Linked DNA regions of Homo sapiens: region 2 is linked to region 1. A link is a loop called in an ENCODE intact Hi-C map of the cell type or tissue named here. Cell type or tissue: psoas muscle. All regions are shown on one strand. Each heading gives the region's core, and the rest is flanking DNA. Links, peaks and the distances in the headings are about the cores only. Region 1 has its middle 27 kb from the start of ICOS. Region 2 has its middle 17 kb from the start of CD28.

Region 1 (12,390 bases), core at 2,075-10,074:
GAAAAATGTTGTGGTGGGGAAGAACCAGAAAAAAGTTTGCAGGATTTGGATTGCTTTACTTGGAGCCTTAATATCATTCCTCAAAAATTGAGAGGTTATAATGTGAAGAGCATGGACCATAAATACTTTTAGTGGTCAAAATAGAAAGAACTGGGTTATAATTGCTGAATATTTGGTTGAGCAACAATAAAGAATTCAGAAATTCATAAAATGGAGCAGTTATTAACCTTGGAACAGTCTACCCAGATCCAGCTTGGAGTTTCCACCCCCGTAGAATGCTGGCCATGTCAACGCACGTATGCCCAAGTTTTGAGGCTGGGCCTGGTAAACTTTGTGTAGTCATTCCAGCTATCTGATTACAAAACATTTTGATGACCTACCCACAAGTCTCATGTGATTTTTACATCATTGTGTGTGTGCTCTTGAATGTTCCAAGTTATTCAAGTAAGGTCTATAAATCGATACTGACCCATGGGACTGAAAAATGTGCTTCAACCAATAAAAATGTGACAAGAAAGAACAGTGCTCACAGTTTCAACAACTTCATTTAAAAAATTATTTTATTTTATTTTATCATTCCTTCTATGTGCCACTTTAAAATATTATTCCTGGCCAGGAGTGGTGGCTCATGCCTGTAATCCCAGCACTTTGGGAGGCCGAGGTAGGCAGATCACGAGGTCAAGAGATCGAGACCATCCTGGCTAACACGGTGAAACCCCATCTCTACTAAAAATACAAAAAATTAGCTGCGTGTGGTGGCAGGTGCCTGTAGTCCCAGCTACTCGGGAGGCTGAGGCAGGAGAATCACTTGAACCTGGGAGGCAGAGGTTGCAGTGAGCCGAGATCATGCACTGCACTCCAGCCTGGGAGACAGTGTGAGACTCCATCTCAAAAAAAAAAAGTTATTCCTAATAAACTGTATTTTTTTAGAGCAGTTTTATGTTCACAGAAAAATGGAGTGGGAAGTACGAGTTTCCGTATTCCCCTTGTTCCTATGCATACAATCTCCCACCCACAATCCACATCCCCCACCAGAGGGGTACATTTGTTACCACTGATGAACCTACATTGATACATCATTAACTCCCAAAGTTCATAGTTTATATTAAGGTAATTCACTTTTGGTGTCATATATTCTATGGGTTTGGACAAGTGTTTATTTTCAATGCTCTGTTGACTTCACTTACTTCATGATTATCTTGTTCATAATGATAAAAGCTGGTAAACATTCTTCAGGCAAGCCGGTAAAAGTTTTGTAGAGCCTGAAGTGTTCTTTTTTTCTCTTGTTCACAAATCATCCTTTGCCTGATTAACTCTGTTAAGTTTAATTTGTCAAAGTTTTTCTTTTAGCAGGAGCAAAGATAATCTAACAAATCAAAGATGGTCTTTTCAATAAATAATGCTGGAAAGACTGGACATCCACATGCAAAAACCAAGAACCAAAAACCAAAAACTGAAGCCAGACACAGGTCTCCCACATCACAAAAATTAACTTCAAATGGATAATAGACTTAAATGCTAAACACAAAACTATAAAACTCTTAGAAGATAACATTGGAGAAAATCTAGACGACCTTGGGTATGACTATGGCTTTTTAGATATAACACCAAAGGCACAATCTATGAAAGAAATAATTGAAAAGCTGAACTTCATTAAAATTCAAAACTTATCTGTGAAAAAAAAAAATGTTACGAGCATGAGATGACAAGCCACAGACTGGGAGAAATAATGACAAAGGACACATCTGATAAAGGACTGTTATCCAAAAGAGCTCTTAAAATTCAACAATGAGAAAATAAACAACCCAATTAAAATTGTATGAAATACTTGAACAGTATCTCACAAAAGACCATACATGGATTGTAAGTAAGCATGTGAAAAGATAGTTAACATTATCTGTTGTTAGGAAGCAGCAAGTTAAAACAAAATGAGGTACCATGACATCCCTATTAGAATGGCCAAAATCCAAAACATTGACAACACCAAATGCTATGAGGATGTAAAACACCAGGAATTCTCATTCATTGCTGGTAGGAATGCAAAATGCATACAGCCACTTTGGAAGATATTTTGGAGGTTTCTTACAAAACTACACATACTTTCACCATAAGATCCAGCAATCATGCTCCTTAGTATTTACCAAATCAATTGAAAACTTACATTCACACAAAAACATGCACATGAATGTTTATAGCAGCTTCCCTCATAATTGCCAAAACTCAGAAGCAACCAGATTTTCTTTAGGCAAATGGATAAATAAACTGTAGTACATCCAGACAATGAAATGTTTTATTTTATTTTTTTACTCTTGTTGGGAAACAGACAATAGAATATTATTCAGTGCTAACAATAAATGAGCTATCAAGCTATGAAAAGACATGGAGGAAAAGTTAATGCATAAGACTAAATGGAAGAAGATAATCTGAAAAGCCTACCTACTGTGTGCTTCCAAAGATACGACATTCTGGAAAAGGCGAAACTGCAGAGACAATAAAAAAATGAGTAGTCACCAGGGGCTGGACGAGGGAGAGATAAATAGGGAGAGCACAGATAATTTTTAGGGCAGTTAAAATATTCTGCATAAAACTACAGTGGTAGAGATATGTCATTATACATTTGTCCCAACCCATAGAATGTACACCAAGTGAACCCTAATGTAAACCATGAACTCTGAGTGATAATGATGTGTCAAATAAAGGTGCATTGATTGCAACAAATGTACCACTTTGGTGGGGAATCTTGATAGTAGGGTAGGTTGTATATGTGTGGGGACAGGGGTATTTGGCAACTGTCTGTACTTTTCACTCAATTTTACTGTGAACCTAAAACTGCTCTAAAAATAAAATTTATTAATAAAAAAACAAATATACAGAAACATTTGGGAAAGTAAGAGGATCTTAACGGCTATTCACACTTTCTTGTGCAAAAGTTTGGGAGGGTCATTTTTTCTCTACCTACGGGGAAAATAGCTTTGATTGTGGGTAGAAAAAAGAGGAATATGGTAATTTTAGTGTTTGGAGGAATGTAATAGCACTAAACTTGGGGAGGTAGAAACTAGTAGGTTGTAGGTTGTAAGGAAGGTAAAACGGTACCAATAATTTTTGCCAATTTAAAAATGATAACCAAGTGTACTGGTTAATTTTATGTGTCAACTTGACTGGGTTAAGGGATGGCCAGATAGCTGGTAAAACATTATTTCTAGGTGTCTCTGTAGGTTGTTTCTAGAAGAGATTAGCATTTGGGTTGGTAGACTGAATAGGAAAGGTCACCCTCACCAGTGCAGATGGGTGTCATTCAATCCATTGAGGGCCTGAGGAGAACAAGGAAAGGCAAATTTGCTCTCTCTGAGCTGGGGCATCTATGTTCTTCTGCCCTTAGACATCAGTGCTCCTGGTTCTTGGGCCTTTGTACTTAGACTGGGACTTATATCATTGGTTCCCCTGGTCCTCAGGCCTCCAGATTTGAACTGGTACTATACCATCAGCTCTCCTGGTTGTCCAGCTTACAGATGGCATACTGAGATTTTGCAGACTTCATAACTGTGTGAGCCAATTCCTATTATAAATCTCCTTTTGTATATCTACATATATCCTATTGGTTTTTTTTCTCCAGGGATCCCTAACTAACACACCCAGGGTTGGTCCTATGTGGTATGAAGGCAGTGCTGTGTTGATATATGTAAGTGTGTGTATAGATATGTTTTTAATAACATTATTATCTGCATGCGTAATTTTGTGTCTTCCTTTCTAAAGTTTTCACCTTATACTTCCTTTTCTTGTGTTGTATGAACCAGAACTTCTAGAGTAATGTTGAATAACAGAGAATGATAGTTGGATTCCTAGCCTTGTTCCTGATTTTAAGGTGAACATGCCCAGAGTTTTAATGTTCAATGTAATGCTTACTTTTGATTTCTGTTAATAATCCAGGATTTAAATGACACACCCATAACAATAAAGTATACTAAGAACTTTTATTAGAAATGGCTATTGAATTTCATAAAATGTCTATTAATTAGTCAAAATTAATTCATTTCTATTTATTATAACTTTTGCATAAATTTCATAACTTTTTATATGTACATATACTTACACACGTGCATAGTTTTTGCAGATGCATAAATGTGTGATGTATGTACTTTTTACATCCTTATCCCACCTTCTCCCATATCCCAGATTAACAACCTTAAATGTATCCTTCTGTACTTTTCTGATAATAACGTATTTCTTTATATATGTATATTGTATGCACACTTTTGCATTTTGCTTTTCTCCTTTAACAATATTTCGTGGAAATATCTCCAAGTTAAACAGATGTTACATTTTGGTCCTGCCCTGCTATTTATTAACTGTATGTCCTTGAGTAGGGTAAGTAAGTTTTCTGGCACAAGTTTTTCTACTTAAGAGGACAACTATTCCTTTCTCCCAGGACTACTGTGAGAACCAAATGATATCATATATATAAAGCACTAAACATGGAACCTGGCAAATCGTAGGCTCTAAGCAAGTGTTACCCAATCTCATATCCAGTACAGGGAGGGCAAACCTTTGTCCTTTCCCATTTGGCAGTTATGGCCTCTGGGCTGAAGATTTGTAACTCTGCCAATGCCTGAGCACCTGTGGAGGGTCTGGAAGGATCCCTGGGTGTTGGTTTGGTTCAGAGCAACAGTGGTGGAGCCCCATGACCTGGTTTTGAAACCATGCATCATCACTTCCTAGCACGGACAACTTTCTAAACCTCTCTGTGCTTCCGCTTCCTCATTTGTAAAATGGGAATAAGAGTACCTGTCTGTTACTCCTATTGTGGGTGTAATGAAATCATCCATGTGACACACTTGGAGCAGTGCCTGATACATTGAAAGCCCTCAATGAGTATAAGTGAGTGAAGTGACAGGGCACAAGATTTGAAATCAATTGGCCGAGCGCCACCATTTTCTGGCTGTTGGACTTTGAGCAAGTTATTATTGCCATCAAAAGTAATTGCAAAAACCACAATTACTTTTGCACCGACATCACACAAGCTGACTAGATCCCAGTCTTCATCTGTGAAATGGGGCTAATCCCCACTTTCAAGCACTCCTTTGAGAGCAAATGAAGGTTATGAATGAAGGTGGTGCTCAGAGCAGGCTGCTTCCCTGCCAGGGTTATAGTCCAGCCAATGGACTGAATGTGCTTGGCTGTCCTAGGACTGTACCCAGCCTTCATAATTCTCTCAATTCCAAACACAGGCCTGCCAACGAACGTTTAGAACCCAAGTTCACTGTGAATTGGGACATGCCTGCATCTCATCTGTCCATTCTCTTCAGGTGCTGGGGTCATGCTTTGCTCTCAGCAGGCATTACCACTTCATTTTGTTTCTTTCCTGTAAAGGGGAATACATATTTTATTTAAAAGTTACTCATCTTGCTCTCTGGGGCATGGACCTATTGCTAGTTCAGTAGGCTTTGTAGGATGACTGTGATGTGTGTTTACAGTTAGAGGAAGTGGGAATGGGACCAAGATGAGGACGATGTATATGAATTTCAGCTGACTTTCTTGCCCTCTGCAGGCTATTGCAATCCTCCAAGGACATCAGTTTCCTTTTCAAATCTCTGCATGGAAACTCTCTCACTTCCTTCCTTCTAAAGCAAAGCTATACACACACACACACACACACACGCACACACACACGCACACACACACACGATAAAAATAAAAATGCAGCTTTCCAGGCAGGCATCTCCTTCAATGCAAACACAAAATCCTCTCAAGAGAACAATTCATGGGGCAGACATCATCACATCAGACAATTTGTCCATCTCTTCTTGCTGAGACTTACTTGCTACTGTTGGCAGTACGGTAATTCAGTACGTTTGCTCTAAGCCTGTGCATAAAACTGTTTAAAAAATTTAAAAAAAAACCTTGTCCCTTACACTGCATTGCACGCATGCCTATGGGGCCAGTTCATGATTTATTTTTATTTTTTTTCAGAAAAGAAACAAAAGCATTTGCACAGCTGTGGGTTTGGGGAATTAAGTATGATTCAGCAGTACCCTCTCCTGGCCTCTTTGGGAACTGTAGAAAGCTCTGAGGTGAAGGAATCTTGGGATTTCAGAGGAGGAAACCCGTAGAAATAATTGGTTTCTTTTCTTTGTAATCCATAATAATATGAGATATCGCACTCCCACCTTATTCAAGGATGTTTAGTTTCATGAAACATTTCTCCATATTTCAGTAAATTGTAATAATCCTGTTACTTTTTATAAAATTTTTTGGCAACCCAAGTGAACAAATAACCGCATTTCTGTGCATGGTCTCCGGAGTCATTGGAATATTCCATCCGGGCCACACTTCTGCCTGTATCCATTTAGGTGGCACAATTCCAAGAAGTGGTGCCCAGTTCTGCTCTTTTATTGAAGAAGATTCTGTCATTCATTGACTGGAGTGAGTATCGATGAACAGAACAAGTTCTGTGTTCAACCACAGGCAGTTCCATTTTGAATCATTTTTCCATGCTGTGGATACCAAGTATTTGTACTATGTGTAAAAGGAATTAAGCTGGCTAACTTCAAGGAGATCAAATGCTCTGTTTTCTCTATCAGACATTCTGAATAATTAAGTGTTATCTTATATCCCTTACATAAATGACCGAGCTTCCCATACCTGGAACCTAACCAATTTTGTAATTTGCACTAAGGTGATACTGTTTTCTTCCTTTGGTGTCTGAAAAGGCACATCAGGGTCATTATCAGTTTTTTAAGGAAAACTGATAATGTTTTGCTAAAATAGGCCGAAGTGCTGCTGATTGATGGAATCCCCAGAGCAGAGCACTGATTTTTCAAAATTAGTAAATAAAAACACTTAAGCAGTTGGGCCAATTGGAGAGCACGTGCATATGATGGAAAAATAGGGAGTCAAATAAATGGATTCCAGCCTCTGCCACGTGCTACTTTTTAAGCCTTAGATTTCTTTTTTCTTTTTCTTTTTTTTTTTTTTTTTGAGACTGAGTCTCACTCTGTCGCCCATGCTGGAATGCAGTGGCCCGATCTTGGCTCACTGTAACCTCCACCTCCCGGATTCAAGCGATTCTCCTGCCTCAGCCTCCTGAGTAGCTGGGATTACAGGCACTCACCACCACACCCGGCTAATTTTTGTATTTTTAGTAGAGACGGGGGTTCCACCATGTTGGCCAGGCTGGTCTCGAACTCTTGACCTCAGGTGATCCATCCGCCTTGGCCTCCCAAAGTGCTGGGATTACAGGCGTGAGCCACCGTGCCCGGCCAAGCCTTAGATTTCTTATCTGTAAAATGGAACCGCTATGAGGATTAAATGAGACAATGTGTGTTAAATTCTTAGCACAGTGTATAGAAGCTTACTTAATAAACATCAGTTCTCCCACTCTGTGTCATGCAGGAAAAGAGAGAAAAGTTGAAACAGTTTACAGTTGATAAAGCTTGAGTTGTGGAATTTGAATTAACTCAGCAGTCCCCAACCTTTTTGGCACCAGGGACCGGTTTCATGGAAGACAAATTTTCCACGAATGTAAGGGGTTGGAGGAGGGATAGTTTTAGGAAGAAACTGTTCTGCCTCAGATCATCAAGCACTGGATTCTCATAAGGAGCGCACAACCTAGATTCCTCGCACGTGCAGTTCACAATAGGGTTCCTGCTCCTATGGGATCTAATGCCGCTGCTGATCTGACAGGAGGCGGAGCTCAAGGCAGCTCACCTCCTGGTGTGTGCCCGGTTCCTAATAGGCCTCAGACTGGTACCTGGGGTTGGGGTCCCCTGAATTAACTGATAATGTAACTTTTAAAAGTGTAGTGGTGCCGGGCGCGGTGGCTCACGCCTGTAATCCCAGCACTTTGGGAGGCCGAGGCGGGCGGATCACGAGGTCAGGAAATCGAGACCATCCTGTCTACGGTGAAACTCCGTCTCTACTAAAAATACAAAAAATTAGTCGGGCGTGTTGGCGGGCGCCCGTAGTCCCAGCTACTAGGGAGGCTGAGGCAGGAGAATGGCTTGAACCCGGGAGACGGAGCTTGCAGTGAGCCGAGATTGCGCCACTGCACTCCAGCCTGGGCGACAGAGCGAGACTCCGTCTCAAAAAAAAAAAGTGTAGTGGTTATAAGCATGGGCTCTGGAATTCTCCTGTGTTTAAATTCTAGATCTTCCATTTAGCAAGCTGTGTGAGGGCCTTACGCCACTTAAACCCTCTTTACCATCTCAGGTTCCCCAGTTGCAAAGCAGGGATGATAGGAACATCTACTTTATCGGGTTGTGTGAGGATTAAATGATTCAGCACATGCAAAGTGTTTAGAAAAGAGTCTGACATAGAGTAAGCTCTCGATAAACATTTGGTTCATTAGTATTAAAAGGTTTTGAAATAAAAAGGGTCTGGAAAATATCGATGATTAAATCCATATATTTTGTTATGAACATGTTCTTTTAAGTCACATGCTTATTATTTTACCTGTAGTATGGTGTCAGCCAGCGCTGTCCAACTGAATTATAATGTGAGGCACACATGTAATTAAAATTTTTGTAGTAGCCACATTAAATAAAAGTAAAAATCACTAGTAACAAGACATATTGACATCATGAGCCCTTTGATAGAATGATCTGAGAAGGACACTTCCGTCTGTGATTTCTCTTGCCAAAAATGCACACACTCATTCCAATCATGAGAAAACACTACACAAACCTAAATTGAGGGACATGGTACAAGATAACAGATCAGTGCTCTTCAAAAGTGTCAAGGTCATGAATGCAAGCAAAGACCGAGGAACCATCATAGATTGGAAGAAACTAAGGGGACATGACAACTACATACAACGTGGTATCTTGGGTTGGATCCTGGGGAAAAAAGGACACCAGTGGAAAAATTGGTGAAATTTGAGTACACTTTGTAGTTTATACTAATGTATCAATGTTAATTTATTGGTTTTGATCATTGTACTATGGTTATGTAAGATATTAACTTAAGGGAAAGCTAGGTGAAGACTGTGGGAACTTACACAATTTTTCCTTTAAGTTGAAAATTAGTTCAAAATAAAATAATTGAAAAGTTAAAAAGAAATAAGTGAATTTAAATATTTTATTTAATGCAATATATCTAAAAATTGCTTTAATATGTAATCAGCATAAAGTTATTAATAAGAGATTTAAAAATTTTGTACTGTCTTCAAAAATCTGGTGCATATTTTACATTGTGCATCTCAGTTTAAACTAGCCACTTCCAAGTGCTCAGAAGCCATGTGTGTGCCAGGGGCAGATGCAGTGGTGAGGACCTCATCCAGGGACCCAGTGACTCCTTGACAGCATTTTTCCGGGTTGGCTCCTTTCCTGACTCTGGTTCTCGTCCTGCCCCCATAAAGCCTTAGTACTCCCAGAGGAGATTAGCCTCTTGGAGGGGTGCTCAGATTAAATTCTGGTAACACTGGTGGCTGGTCTAAGAAAATAATGTCTTAATTTATTAAGAGCATGGTGTTTTCTATGAAATAAAATGCTCATAGACCCAGCAGTTTCTAAAATGTGAGATGGGTAACACCTGTTTTTGGAGGTCTAAGGAAAAATGACTTCAGGTGTTACTTGGATATGGCATTAAATAACATTCACTTACCAAGTGAAAATATTTTTTCTCATTTCGATTCTCTTTTTTTCCTTTAGATTATATTAAAGACCTAGACTCATTTAATGTCTCCCTAACACACTAGGATATATATCTATATGTAGATCTATATCTGTCTCTTCTCTGTTATTAGGATCTGGATAGAATTTAAGGTATTGTTTCTGTTTTATTTATTTTTGTCATTACCTTTTATTCATGGCAAATAATATTGGCTTTCCATTCAATTACTGATATGAAAGTTTTACAATTTATTTAAAATAAAACATAAGGGCACATTTATTAAAAATACAATTATTAAGATAATCATAGTCCAAGCGGCACTGGAAAATAGCAAAAACAAATAATTAACACCAAAAACAAAGAAACAAAAATCATTCAGGGACTATGACAGTGTTTACAACTTGGGGAGATCAATTCTCAGTTTCAGAAATGTCCTCTCATAGAAGCCCCTAGGAAAACAAGCCTGGGTGTTTTCAATAAACCAATTCCCCCTCATTAAATCTTTCCCTAGTAAGATTGCATTTCTTCTCACAGTCCTCTTCTTCTGCTGCTGCTTTCTCTCTCTTCTCCTTTTACTTTATTTTTGTCCCTCTTGTCCTTTCTCTGCTCCCTTTCACTATTTCCGTTTTAACCTCCCTCCCTCTGGCCAAAGTTCGGCTCTCCTCACCCACCAATCACACTGCCGGCCTCTAACTTTGGGCGTAGTACGTCTGACCAATCAGAGTGCAGCATCTGCCACCTTGTGCTTGCGACTGACGTTTTCACAGGACCTGTGTACACACAGGACATTTCCCTGGATATTTTGGAATCCCTTCACGGTTTCTTTGACAATGTTGGTGTCAATTTCTGGGCAATTGGAGGGTACTATTCTCTGTTGAAGGAAACTTTCCCATGTCATTCTACCCTTGACTCCCTTGGACCAGACAGGTGGAGTTTCCAGGTGCATACGGTTCTCGCTATTTTATGCACTGATGAGGCAGTAAATGAAACTTCCAAAATCTGGTTTGCGTAATTTATGCCTTTGAAAGGCTGATATTATTGCATTAAATTCTGAGGGCATTTAGGAAAAACACTGCCACTGAAACTCTAAATAAATATATCCAACACAGCAATTTGAAAATGATTTGAGGGAAAGTAATTACTCGGTTTCCTTCTCTCCCACCATCGTTATGGATGGAGTTTGACAGGAAGGAAAGCTTTAACGGAGTTTTTCTCACTAGGAGGTAACATAAGCAAACTTTTTGACCTCAAACCTAAAAATAATGTCAAGTTCTGCATTTAGCTGCATCACACCTCTTCTCCGTTCTCACATTTCATAATATTAGTTGTCTTCTTTCTATATTTAGCTTTTGGAGCACACAAAGTAACGAATAGCTTCATGTTTTTACTAAATCTTACAAGTAGAGCAAGAAAAAGATTTTTTTTTTAAAAGTAAACAACCTCTGCATCTTCAGAGCAAAACCCACTCAGAAAACTTGTGCCACAAAACCTCACTACCACCACAGCGCCAGCTCAGGGACCCTGACAGACAGCTGGAGCTGTTTACCAGACAGGCCACCCTTTGATTCACATGGGCATTACAAGTCCATTGTTTGTTTGAATGGCGTAGGCAACAGAGCTGAGACAACTTTGATGGATAAGAGGTGAGAAGTTAGATGTTATTTTTTTTTTTTGTTACAGCAACAAGCAGCAGCAGCTAGTACTTATTGAGAAAATAAAACGTTAGGTTTTATGTCATACTAGGTTTATGTTAGCACATTAGTCGAAATGCTTTACTATGTTAACTTATTTAACACGATCCCACAACAAACTAACAGGAGATAGGTACTGTCATGATCTTCATTTTACAGATGAGAAAGTTGAACCTTGAGTGGTTCCCTTGCTTGCCCACGAACCTGCAGCTCGAGAGACTGCGAAGCCTGATTCAAACCCGAAAGGCCTGTCTCTGCAGCCAGCTCTTCATCTCTGCACTGGACAACCCGCCTCTCTGAAGGAAGCACGGTTGCTTCAACAGTTTGTAGCCAAGCAAAGAGTCTGTGAAGGGAATCCAGTTTTTCTATTTTGAAATCAAGTTGGATTTCACTGGAAGAATTCCTGGGCACTGGGTCTAATAAAAATCACATGTAAGGATGCAGGAAAACTTCTCATTTTATATATTTGAAGGAAAAACTCATTTGTATCCATGATCGTTAGCAACACAGTTCCTCAGTGAGTCAAGTAAAAATGAACATCTTTGGAAACTGAAACTAAAATAGGACAATATAAAACAAATGACTTTTATTACCCAGGACTTTTTAATCATTGAGTCTGAGATCTCTAAAACTTTAGCAATTTGGTTTTGATTTTTTTTTTTTTTTTTTTGAGACGGAGTCTCGCTCTGCTGCGCAGGCTGGAGTGCGGTGGCACGATCCTGGCCACCGCAACCTCCGCCTCTCAGGTTCAAGCAATTCTCCTGCCTCAGCCTCCCGAGTAGCTGGGATACAGGCGCCGGCCACCACGCCTGGCTAATTTTTATATTTTTAGTAGAGACGGGGTTTCACCATGTTGGCCAGGTTGGTCTCCAACTCCTGACCTCAGGTGATCCGCCCGCCTCGGCCTCCCAAAGTTTTGGAATTATGGGCGTGAGCCACCGCACCCAGCCTGATTTTCTTTCTTAAGTTTATTTTTTAGATTCACTCCCAAGCCTACTTGATGCTTTTATTCTAAGGCAGTGGGTTCCCAGGCACAAATTTCACAAAAGATTCCACTACCTTTTAGTAATTGCAATGGAAACAGGGGATATCT
Region 2 (12,390 bases), core at 1,748-9,747, 220 kb before region 1:
CCAAGCTTCCTGTTGACATAACCTATTTCTTGGAGTGACCTCAGAAATCCACACAAAAGTTCCAAGTTGCCATGTAGCCCCTTTCTTTTACTTTACTCCTTTTGGGTTTCAGCGTTGGAGAAACCCTCTCTCCTTTCCAAAGCTGAAACTGCCTGGGAGCTTTGAGTCTCTGACTCACTACTAGATTGCTCACCTATCAGGGCCATAGAGAAGACAGAGTGAGACAAGGACATTCTTACACCATGGAATAACCTCTGGGGCTTATGGTCATCAAAGCAGAGTCTTTGGTCTACAGGAAAAAGGTAACACTCTTAGACCCAGCAGAGGCATCAGCAAGGGAGTTTCCCAGGGGGAGGGACAGCCCTGCTTACTCAACTGGTCAGGGGTTACTACACACAGTAGCTCTACTCTCACAGCCTTTCCTTGCTTAGGCATACCAGTGTGTCATGATGGTGCAGCTAGTCTGATAAATGGAGCAGTTTTGGAGGGAGGCACACTGCAATAGCTTTGCAACAAAAGAGTCTATGTCTCGTCCATCATTCAAAGGAGTTATCTGAAAATTGATGACTGTAGCAAACTACTGGCTATCCCCCAAATCAATCCTTTTTTTTTTCTATAGTAACAGAATTCCCAACATGTAGCTGAGAACAGCCATGGCCATATAGGTCTGAGGTCAGCAGAGTTACACAATAGAAGGCACCTGGGTTCCAGACCCTTGGGCTGCCATACTGATCCTGGACTGCTTAGTTCCAGATTGTTAGATGAGACAGGGGAAACCATCTAGTGTACCTAAACTGCTATTATTTTGGGTCTCTGTCAAGGAGGTCAAGCCTTTATCCTAATTCAGTGACTTTGGATTTCAGTAGAATAGAGTCAATGTTAGTTGAGAACATGGTGTCATTACCCCAAGTCACCTGTTTTCAACAGGTAGCCTTACTTCTCTCAGAGATAGGTTCTTGGGACACTCTGCAGTTTCCACTGAGGGTGCAGCCTTTTGGGGACTACTATAGAGATGATTTCTCCTGTCTCATCTAAAAATCTCGACCTAAGCAGCCCAGGTCTAGTATGGCAGCCCAAGGATCTGGAACCCAGGTGCCTTCTATCATGTAAATCTGCCAGTCCATATGGCCTGCCTCTTCCCTTTAAGGATACAATCCAGAAATGGCATCACTTATGCTTACATAGAGAAAGAAAGGGCTATGATATTAGGCCTCAGAAAAGGGAGTGGAGATCTAGACTTTTCACTTCAACTCAAAAATCCTGCCCAAGACTGATACTTACTCCTTTAAACATTGCCATATTTCTCCGGCACACCCAATGATTGACGTCTGAAAGAGCAGCAGCACTTTCTCAGACATGACTACAGTGTTTAAATGTGTTGCTAGGGCATCTGTGGAATTTTCATATTCTATCTTGGGAAAGAAATCTGATAGTTCTTTGATGCTACATTCTTCTCTAGCCAGAAATACAAGGAAACCACTGTTTGCTGTGACATTTTGGCAGAACTCTGAAGTGTGGTCTGGATCTGGGAACCCACAATCCAAGAATAAGGCACCATTTACGTACAAAATTGTTGAATTTGGATGGAAACTAGGTTCAGCCATACTTGTGAAGCCACTGTCTTGCAGGGTCAAAAAGAGCTTATTTTTCAAGTAAGTGTGTTTCACTGTTTACTGGTGACTACCAAAATAATTATTTCCTGTGTGGGTCAGTAAGAGTGAGGTAATCTCAAGGAAAATGTTCCATTGTGCTTACTGGGCTGGGCAGCGCAGCAGCTCCAGACATTCTCTTAAAGCAACAGTAATTGCGTTGAATGGTAAAGTCTGGTTCATATGCCCCTGGGAGGGAGATTCATTTTCTCTTTGATACTCTGAGGATCTTGTGAGAGACAGCAAATGTGAATATATACATACATCTACACATACACATGAACATATCTGTGGGTGTGCTTAGCAGGTTGGTTCATTTAAATAGTTTTATAGATATTTTAGAAAGGTAGTTCTTTATGAGCCAGGATAATGTGCTCTGCTTCTCTCAATGTGAAAGTAGAACCTCACCTTGTGCAAGTTGTCATTGGTTTCCTTGTCTGTTACGAGCCACTTGAGGGTAATGCTTTGTCTTTGTCTTCCCAGCCCATACTAATGGGCCTATCACTGAGTAAAATTCTCATTAATCACTTGTTGGATGAATGAATGGCTTGCAAAGGAAGTGAATTGCAGGAAGGTGACTACCACCCAAAAGTTGACTTGTACCATGACACTGACATGAGAGAGTTTGCCCGAAGGAGTGCTTAGCCAGCCAGGATTGGAACATCATTGAGGTGCCAAACTCCATGGTTCCAGAGATTAAACAGCTCTGTGCTTCATATCACCATCTTTCCTGGAATAAGAATTATCCACCCCAGTTGTTAGATTCTGGCACAACAAGTAGGGTGAATTGTGGCAGCTGGATCAACAGGTGACAGACAAACTAGGCCAAATGAGATATCACTTCTGGTCCATAAAATAGAGAGATGCTTTTGAATATTCGATATTTCACCCAGCTCACTACCTTCCACGACTGCTCTCATGTAGGAGCCAAGAGTGTACATTGTATATTATAGAAAATATTCCCCTATTATAAGAGGGAATACTCACTATTGATTAATCCACTTACCAAATTTTTGTTGAGTGCCTGCTATGTGCCAAGCATTGTATTGCTGCTGGAGTACACAGGTGGACAAACCAGACGTGGTTCTTGCCCTTAAGAAGCTCAGCCTTTGGCTGGGTGCGATGGCTCGTGCCTGTAATCCCAACACTTTGGGAAGCCAAGGCGGGTGGATCACATAAGGCCAGGAGCTTGAGACCAGCCTGGCCAACATACTGAAACCCCATCTCTACTGAAAAATACAAAAATTAACCAGGCGTGGTGGCACACTCCTGTAATCCCAGATATTCGAGAGGCTGAGGCATGAGAATCACTTGAACCAAGGAGGTAGAGGTTGCAATGAGCTGAGATTGCGCCACTGCACTCCAACCTGGGCAACAGAGTGAGACTCTGTCTCAAGAAAAAAAAAAAAAAAGTTCAGCCTTTAATGGAAGAGTCAGACAAATAAACAAAATACATAAAATAATTATGTTTTATGTGGCCAGTTATGAAAAATAAACTAGATATTGAGGTAAGGATGAAATGGAAGTACATAGGGGGTGAGAAATAACTGTCAGGAGGAAGGAAAAGGCCTGGGATGAGTAAAGGGGAAGAACATTTTAGAGGAAAAAAACTCATGTTAAAGACCTCAGGCCTAAAATAAATTGGTGTTTTAGAGGCTAGAGAACAATGCCCATGAGTCTATAGCAGAGTGAGTGAGGGGGTGAGTGTGTCCTAACTGGCAGAAGTCCTCTAAGGATTTTTGGATCTATTGTCAAGGACAGTATATCAAATGGTAGATGTTGACTGTTTGCAGAGCGCTCAGGAAGCTTTACATCATTATCCACAGCAAGAGGTCTGAGCTTGAGTGTGGTCCTCCCACTGCACATGTAATCTCAGATACTACATGTTCTACCTTGCTGAGTAATAGTAAGTAGAATGGAATGTTGGACTTTATCTAAAATGTGGGAGTAAAACAAGTACATGTGAAACTGCAGAGCTTATCATTCTGGTCCAGGTATCATGAGGAAAGGAGAAAACCATGGTTGGGAGCGGCCATCCACACCCAACTAGTATTTGGAACTGGAGGCTACAGAGAATTCTGCTACTGAGGTCTACAATGTTATTTGCCCTTTCTGCTCCTTGATCTTTCACTGCATAAACCATCTGGGAAGTGTCCTTTATGGTTGTCATTAAAATGCTGCCAGATTCCAGTATTGAGACCATAGGGAATGCAGTAGTGTGCGTGTGTGTGTTTGTGAGTGTGTATGTGTGTGTGCCATCCATGTGTGGGTAGATGAGATGCTGATGGGAACCGGATATACTAATGTATTCAGGGGTTCTTAACTAGGTGTCCAATGTAAACTTGGTTGAGAAAAAAATTATACCTTCCTTTTCATTATCCTCTCCAACTGAAATTTAACATTTCAATGATATATTTAAGTAACAAACCACAGTATTTTTTGCAGTACTTGTCACTTTGTCATCAATAGAATCACAGATATTTTCATGTCACATTATAGTTGTTCCAAGTATCTCAAAATATTACTTATGCTTACCACTACTTCAAAATTATGGTAGTTATCGGCTGGATGCGGTGGCTCACGTCTGTAATCCCAGCACTTTGGGAGGCCGAGGCGGGTGGCTCATGAGGTCAGGAGATTGAGACCATCCTGGCTATGGTGATACCCCGTCTCTACTAAAAATACAAAAAATTAGCTCGGCGTGGTGGCGGGGCCTGTTGTCCCAGCTACTTGGGAGGCTGAGGCAGGAGAATGGCATGAACCTGGGTGGTGGAGCTTGCAGTGAGCCGAGATTGTGCCACTGTACTCCAGCCTGGGCAACAGAGCGAGACTCTGTCTCAAAAAAAAAAAATTATGGTAGTTATCATACCATAGCTAGATTTAATATGTTAATGAAGCATATTTATTACTATATCATGAACATTTGTTTTTAAAAAAATATTTGAAAACTACATTTCAAAACTTTCAGTTTTCTTTGCAATCCAATGTATTTTATTTTATGCATTTCAAAACATGATTGTGAGAAGGGGTCTTTAGGCTTCCAGACCACCAAAGGGGTCCCTGACACAAAAAAGGTTAAGAGCTGTCAGACTTATTGGACATAGTCTTGCCAGGTGGATGTAAGAGGAATGTTGGGGACAAAATGCCCGCATATCCACTTTCATATGAGACTTTTTTTGCATACTGACTGAGTAGAAAAAGGGAAAAGGCAATAAGTACTTAACCTCATGCTTGCACAGAAACACATACATAACTTTGTCCAGCTTGTAGACTGAATTTCTGAGAAATAAAAAGACAGTAATAGATCTAGAGAGCTTAGAGAGAGATCTGCGAGAACAAACCCACAATCTTGGGTACATATTGTGCATTTCCATAAACCTTCCCTAAGTAGAGATCTGGGAAAAGAATGGACATAATTTTCTCGAAACTCTGACCTCTAGGACCTGGAGAAAGTCCATTCAGCCAGCCAGAGCCCTCCCTATTCCCTTGGGCGGTAGCCTCAGAGTCCTCTGGGACAACATCTGCAAGCGGAATGCAAATCACTAGCCTGTCTGCCACCCCTCATTGCTCAGCACCTTATGGTTGCTATTTTTAGGAAGTCCGAATTTCTCAATAGAGACACAGCATCACCAGCAAGCCCTGAGAAGTTAGCCTTGTTTCCCAAATGTCTGAGGGTGGACCCAGAGTAAACACTCCACCTTCACTCCCTTCTGCTGAAATTAAAATGCTTCTATTTCTGCAGCTTGAAGGGAGGAAAGAGAGAGGGAAGAAGAAATGTTTGTTCATTTCTTCAGGTATTTTAGAAATTGAACTTGCAAGCAGGGTCTGTCTCCAGTTAATCAAATAAAAATTCTTCTTAGTATCACAAGACAATTTAAAACTAGAAAAACTCAGAAACTGCATCTGACAAAGGTCTAATGCCCAGAATCTATAAGGAACTTAAATAATTCAACAAGCAAAAAAGAAACAACCCCATTACAAATTGGGCAAAGGACAGAGACTTCTCAAAAGAAGACGTACATGCAGCAAACAAGCATATAAAAAATCCTCAACATCCCTAATCATCAGAGAAATGCAAATCAAACCACTATGAGATGCCATCTCACATCAGTCAAAATGGCTATTATTAACAAGTCAAAAAATAACAGATGTTGGCAAAGTGGCAGAGAAAAGGGAACACATACACTGGTGGCAAATGAGGCCATTCACTCACCCCCATCCTCCACTTCCCACCCTCCACCACACAAACCGAACGATGGTTTCTGATAATGCCCCTTTCACTCATTCACACAGTCTGGCGGAAGCTCATTCTGAAGTGATGGTTTAATCGCAAAGAGCAAGAAGCCAGAGTCAAAGAATCCATCAGCTTTTCCAAGATTACAATCTTAGACTGGAAGGATTGTGTTTGAATCCTTTTCTGCTACTTACTAGATCTTTCCATCTATCAAATGGAATAATAATAATTACTCCTATACAGTAGTTCTGTGAGATAACATGTGTGAATTGAAAAGTGCCTGATCAACGCTAGTTAATGTATAACTGCTATAACTTCTGTTTTCCTAGACAAGTGTGATAGTCTCAAAGGAAGCTTGCTCCTGTTTAATGAATGCTAAAGTATTATCTGGCGTCCTAGGGCCATTTCTCATTGCCTCGTTTTTTTCTCCTGCAAATTATCCTCTACTGCTTATGTCTTCAGTCTTTCTCCCTCTGCCTCCTGCTGCCACCTGCTCCCACCTTGGGGACCTGCCTCCCTGCAGAAAGCAAGTGTCCTGCTCTGGGCCATGTGGTAGCTTAGTGGTAAAGACTCTCTCCCTGGAGGTGGGACCTGTGGTTTCTGGGCAAGAACTGTGATGGGTGGGTAGGTCTGCCTAATAATTCTGGGGTGCTTGTTGTGACTGCACGGCTCAGCCACGTTCTCGGGTAGCCCTCTATCAGCGATATTTTCCTCTCTGTCTGCCTGACTCCTTTGTCTTTCTTGGTCTGTCTTATAGGATTTAGAACTGAATTAGCAAGTAGGAAGGAGTAATTTATTAGCCACCTCGAACTCCAACAATGGAAAAATGCCAAGATTTAAGGGACAGGTGGGGAAGAGCTGCCTGCAATCTGATCTGGGTTCATGGCTTTATTCTCACCCTGACCTGGGAGTCCCAGGAGTACCATCTCCTATGCGCCTCCTCCCCTTCCTATGCTCCCATTGAACTGATATGAAGTTTCAGAAGTCCTGTTCAACACAGTGAGTCAGACAGCTGATTTCAATCTGTTGGAGCTGCTGTAAGAGATTCAACCTATTTGAAATCCTGGCTTTCATATGCTGCTGCCTCTTAGATCTGTCCTGGCAACCCAGACCTGTGTGCTGACCCATATCGTGAGGGTTCCTCATTGCTCTCAGTACGAAGAGCAAACTGCTTAGCAAGGCATAAAAGGTCCTTTGTCACTGGCCTCAACTACCTGTCACCTCCTGGGCCCTTCCTCAGTGTCCTTTCTGTTCCAGCCACACTGAGCTCCTTGTGGTTGGTTCCCTTAGCAAGCCATGCACTTTAAAACTTTTCCAAGTAGTGTATACTTTACTTGGAAGGGAAGGCCCTCTCTTCGCCATGCTGATCTGGCCAGTTTTCGTTATCCTCCAACTCAGCACCTCTGGCCAGAGAAGCCTCTTCAGGCAAATTAGGGCCTTCTTACTGCCTTAGTCTCTCCTGGCATCATGGTGTAGAGCAACACCTGCTGTGTCATAGTCACTGAACACAGGTTTTTAGGTAAGCAAGTGCAGTTTCAAGGCCATTATAGGCCTTCCTACTCTCATTTTTTTCTGCCTAGAGGCCAGTTACACAATTCCAATTTTCCAGAAGAGTTCTATAACAATCTGACATAGCAAAGCTGGGTGAATTTCATACAATGAACAACAGTGCAAGAGGTCAACCTAGATTAGATTCCTGAAAGGGATGAGATTTCCTTGTGTTTCCACTATTGATTCTGGCCCCTCAATGAAGAGAATGATGAGCCAAGTACCAGTCATTCCAAATCTGAGCCATCTGTAATATAATGGAAGCTAAATTCTGTAAGAACAAGTTTAGCCTGGAATTTTCCTCAAGATAATGTATACATGACATCATATGCACTGCGGTGTTAATGGGTGTTTCTGGATGGATTCTCAGACAAATATTAGATTTGTTTGGACCTTGTCTTGGGCTGTAGCCTCTTTACTTTTGCTCTTTACCTTACTATTGGATATCTTGCAACATCTCAGATTCAGGTATTTTTTTCTCCCCAAGTTCCTTTATTTTTCCTCCAATATTTCTAGGAGAAAGCACACAGTCTTCAGTTTTATCGCCTGTACCTATGAGAGGTTAATAAAGGCTTTGTGTGTGTGTATATATTAAGATATGGAAGTATAGTCACTTAGGGAGAAAGAAAATTACTGCTTTTTCTAAAACTTAAAGGAAAAATTAAGGCTTAAAAACCTGGGATGCTTTTAGCTTTGTGCTATATCTAGCATCTAACAAATGCTTGATAAAGTTTGGCCATAATTGTTATCATAATTATTAATACTATTAATAGTAATGATAGGATTTGGTACATGAAAACAGGTTGTATTTATGCCAATGCCAAAAAGCAAGTGTGGGGAGTATACTCTGCTGGCCCTAAGTTCCCCATAGGAAGTAGAGATTGCATATATTAGCTGGAACTCGCCCAAGCTACTTTTGGGACAAACAGGATAATGTGTTCGGAACAGAGGTCAACAGCTGTTACTCTTCTGTGACATTCCGGAGATGTGGACAGATGTATTCAGATTGACCTTCCTTATTTAGTGAGTGTGGGAACTGGTGGGAAGGGGTAGGGGGAAGGGAGATACAGCGAGGGGGAGGATGAGAAGGTTCCCATGGGGGCCTGGTAACATGAGAGACCACTGAGAGCAATGTTGAAGTTAACAGTTCTATTTCCTGGAGGTGCTGTACTAAACAACATGTTAGGGGAGGAAGGCCCTTAAAATTGTTCCGAAAGGAGGAAAACCAAGCCTGACAGTTTTCCCAAGGCTAGGACAAGATTGCAGTTCCTGAAGGGGTCAGAGGTTGCTTCCTTACCATTCCACTGATTGCACAGTAGGGAATCAGAGAGGGTCAAATCAGGTTCAATACAAGATGTGGAGTGAAATACATTCCTTACCTTGCCCTCTCAACCCTGGTCATATTTAATGAACATTCCTGTTTCCAGAAAATATCCAAGTGTCCTAGTGGCTTCAAAAAAATAAAAAAAAATCAGCCAAACACAGAACTGTTGATACCTTTGTGGAATGTCAGCAACAAGGCAGGTAGCTGGTCTTCAGTGAACCCAAAAAAAGCATGGCTCAGTGAGACCATTAGATCTTCAGAATCACAGGATTTTTGAGAAGTGTAGATTTCCCTAATACCAATCTCTTTGGGTTCTGAGACTTATAAGTTTACCCTGTCATGATAATTTAGATGGAATATGATTGGTGATAGTATCCCCCCACCTTTAATGATGGCAATTGACTTTTTTTTTTTTTTTTTTTTTTTGAGACGGAGTCTCGCTCTGTCGCCCAGGCTGGAATGCAGTGGCGTGATCTTGGCTCACTGCAAGCTCTGCCTCCCAGGTTCACACCATTCTCCTGCCTCAGCCTCCGAAGTAGCTGGGACTATAGGTGCCCGCCACCATGCCTGGCTAATTTTATGTATTTTTTAGTAGAGACGGCATTTCACCATGTTAGCCAGGATAGTCTCGATCTCCTGACCTCGTGATCCTCCCACCTCGGTCTCCCAAAGTGCTGGGATTATAGGAGTGAGCCGCTGCGCTGGCCGCAATTGACTTTTTTTATATCTGTCATTCCCTCTCTGCTTTTTTTCAGATGATCAAGTGAGTGGGCCTTTTGTCATGGAGGTGTCCTGAAGCTCAGATCAGCACTGCCTGGGTTCATGATGTATCTCTCTTGCTGACAGTACACAAATTCATGGTCTGGTCAGGATCAATTTCTCCAGATGATGTCACAACTACACAAGTTTTGCATCTTCTATTGTCTGGATCTACGTGAATATAAAGTCAGCAGGGAAATAATAAGAACCGCATCATATCCTGGAGTAAAGGAAGACTTTGCAAGTCACACATAGACTTCTAGCTGAATCTTTATAAAGTTGGTGGCTGAAGGTCAGATTTGTTTATTCAGAAGGTACATTTCTCTGTAAAAACCTTGCTCTTAACCTCTGTACTATCTATCAATCACATGATCAAGCTGCTAGTTTGTCAGGACCGTGTCTATCTTTCACATGATACTCAAATCTAGAGTTCCATTTTTTGAGTCAAAGTTGAGTTCAAATCTCTTCTTTTCTACTTGCTGTATCATTGTGGACAAATTACTTAAGTTTTATAGGATTAGATTTGCTTGTCTGTAAAATGGAGATAATAGTAGTACCAACTCCCTATGTTGTTATCAGGATTAAATGAGATAATGCATGCATAATGCTTAGCACAGTACTTGGGGGCAGGATGCCTCTAATAAATGATAGCTGTTGCTTTTATAACTTGTAGTAATAGGCCTGTCTGTCTAAGTGATCAAAAGGTTTTTAAGTAATTGTTTTAAGCTACTTTTAACCACATTTTTCATGTAACACCTTATTTTTCATGTAATCCTTGATAAAGCCTCTTGGATTTTTCCTGCAAATATGTCTTTTTGCAATATTTGTTTATTCAGTGGGATTAGTCAATCAATATGGCCATTATTTCTGATTTTTCTTTCTCTGAGGCTTAGCATAGTGTTTTTTTTTTTTTTTCAGGCTTCGGTCCTGCTGATTTGTGATAATATGCATGACTTTCTTAACTTCATCTTTGTCTATTTTTTTTTGACAAAGTTTTTCGTAGCAACAGCTGGAATAATACCACACAGCTCAAACAGAAAGTCTCAGGCTTCATTATTTCCCCACAATCACCATGTGACAATTCGAATCTCTGTAAGGCAGAGCTTTGGGGGAAGATTAGAAACTGAAATGAAAGGCAAATTTCTAGCTGGAATTTAGATCAAAGAAGATATTATCCTGGTAGGCTTGCTGTGTACAAGAGAGAGCCATGGGGCTTCTCACTGACCAGCTTGACCACAATAATTCTTAAAGACTCTTCAATGATACTTTGCAGTTTATACTGGTATATGTTATTAAAGGATTGTACATCAAGGAGGAATACTATGCTAATGTAAAAATCGGGTTCTGGTGGCATTCATGCTGTAGAGTAAAATCAATCCACATAAATATATTGAACCTATATTCAAGGATCCATTCTGGCTGTTCCAACAAAGATTTATTGAGCCCCTACAGTAAGTGTGAAATGGAGATTCATCAAACTTTCTTTGTGTCTTAAAAGCAAGGGGAGATTTACACTTTGTGTGAGATATGGACAATATATTGAGTGAGGTATTGTCATCCCTATTTTACACATGAGGAATTGAGGCTGTGACTTTATGAGATTATTATATAACTAGAAAGTGGTCCAACTACATTTGATCCCTAAATCTGTGGGACTTCAAATCTGTGTGTTAGCTACTGGAATTCCCAAGTCAGTTACCTTTCCTGTTCTGCATTCTAGATGGTAAACTGAGTATGGGTATGCATTCTGTGCAGGGAGCTCCTCATCTCTCAAGGTCTAGATGGGAACCACAGAGGCCCCAGGGGAAAGAGGAGGGAGATGCTGAGTGGCTAGGCATGACTCTGGCCTTGGCTGTAGGAGAAATGAGTTGTGAAGGTGTTAGGTCTTTGAGTCTTCTGTATCATTGAGCACAGCTCAGACAGAAATATAGGGTAGAGAACAGACAGGAATATATATGTCCTAGCTAGTGGCAAAATGCTATTTTCAGCAACACTATATCTAGTATTATATCCTTGGGAAACCAGGGATGAGAAGATTACCATGGCCAGAGTACCAGAGAGAAAAAGGTTCACAATTGCAGGCATATTGATTGGAGGTCAGAGAGCAATGGTGGAGTGTTTCATTCCTTCAGTAAATGCCTTATTGAGCCCTTACTATGAGCTAGACACAGGGGATACAGCTGGAAATGAGAGAGACATGGATTCACCCTCATCATGTTTATAGTCTACTGGAGGACATAGACATTAAACACTTAATGGCACGAACACATCTGTAGTTACTTTTTCTTCTTGGCATTCCCAGTGCGCTGTATAAAGAGTGCAATGGAGATTATAGCAGGGAGACCTGGTTTAGATGGGTCAGAAGTGGGGAGTGTGTGTGTGTGTGTGTGTAGCCAATGGTGGCTGGAGACAGTATCTTTGAAGAGGTTCTGTTTACTTTGATCCTGGAAGAATGAGGGCAATTTACTCGGATTGGAGATAAAAATCCTGACCAGAGAGCAATAAGTGGTGAAGGCCCTGAGATTCATTCCTCACTCAACTCCCTCACAGGATCTTATTTTCAGCCTTAGTTCCTGTTACGTTTCAAACAGCCTATAGAATTTGGTCACCTGTATTATATTTTTCTCTAACAAGCAATGTGGTCGGGACTTCAATCTGCTCATTGATTGATTAAAGTTGTTTGTTTCATCGTGATGCATATGTCCTTGAATATCAAGGGCTTATGTGGATTTAACAAATCTGGAATTTCTCCAGAAAAATACAGGTGCACTTCTATGAAGCACAGTTAATTATGACTTCCCAGAGCCGTTTGGGCCACTCCACGGTTTCCTAAGTGACTCCATTTAAGCTCTAAAGAGATACACCATGTTAGATGT

The links. Hi-C counts contacts between places; a loop is a spot of excess contacts. Peaks named below come from ENCODE experiments on the same cell type or tissue, not always from the same donor. Only the 100,000 strongest peaks of a DNase experiment are listed, where the experiment ranks them.
Region 2: it touches region 1 in a loop (2.7-fold over the local background); 3 of 110 quality-filtered maps call a loop at or near these places.

Annotation. Positions count from the first base shown.
Region 1 is chr2:203,903,833-203,916,222 of GRCh38, forward strand. No RefSeq gene overlaps it. Among named protein-coding and RNA genes, the nearest start is that of ICOS, 27 kb to the right of the region's middle. In psoas muscle, for the core only: a CTCF peak has its summit at 6,035 (motif pointing left); a DNase peak (open chromatin) is centred at 4,936; H3K4me3 peaks cover 849 bases; H3K27ac peaks cover 685 bases.
Region 2 is chr2:203,683,803-203,696,192 of GRCh38, forward strand. No RefSeq gene overlaps it. Among named protein-coding and RNA genes, the nearest start is that of CD28, 17 kb to the right of the region's middle. RefSeq lists an enhancer at 278-327. In psoas muscle, for the core only: no CTCF peak of the experiment used is centred there; a DNase peak (open chromatin) is centred at 5,179; H3K27ac peaks cover 4,999 bases.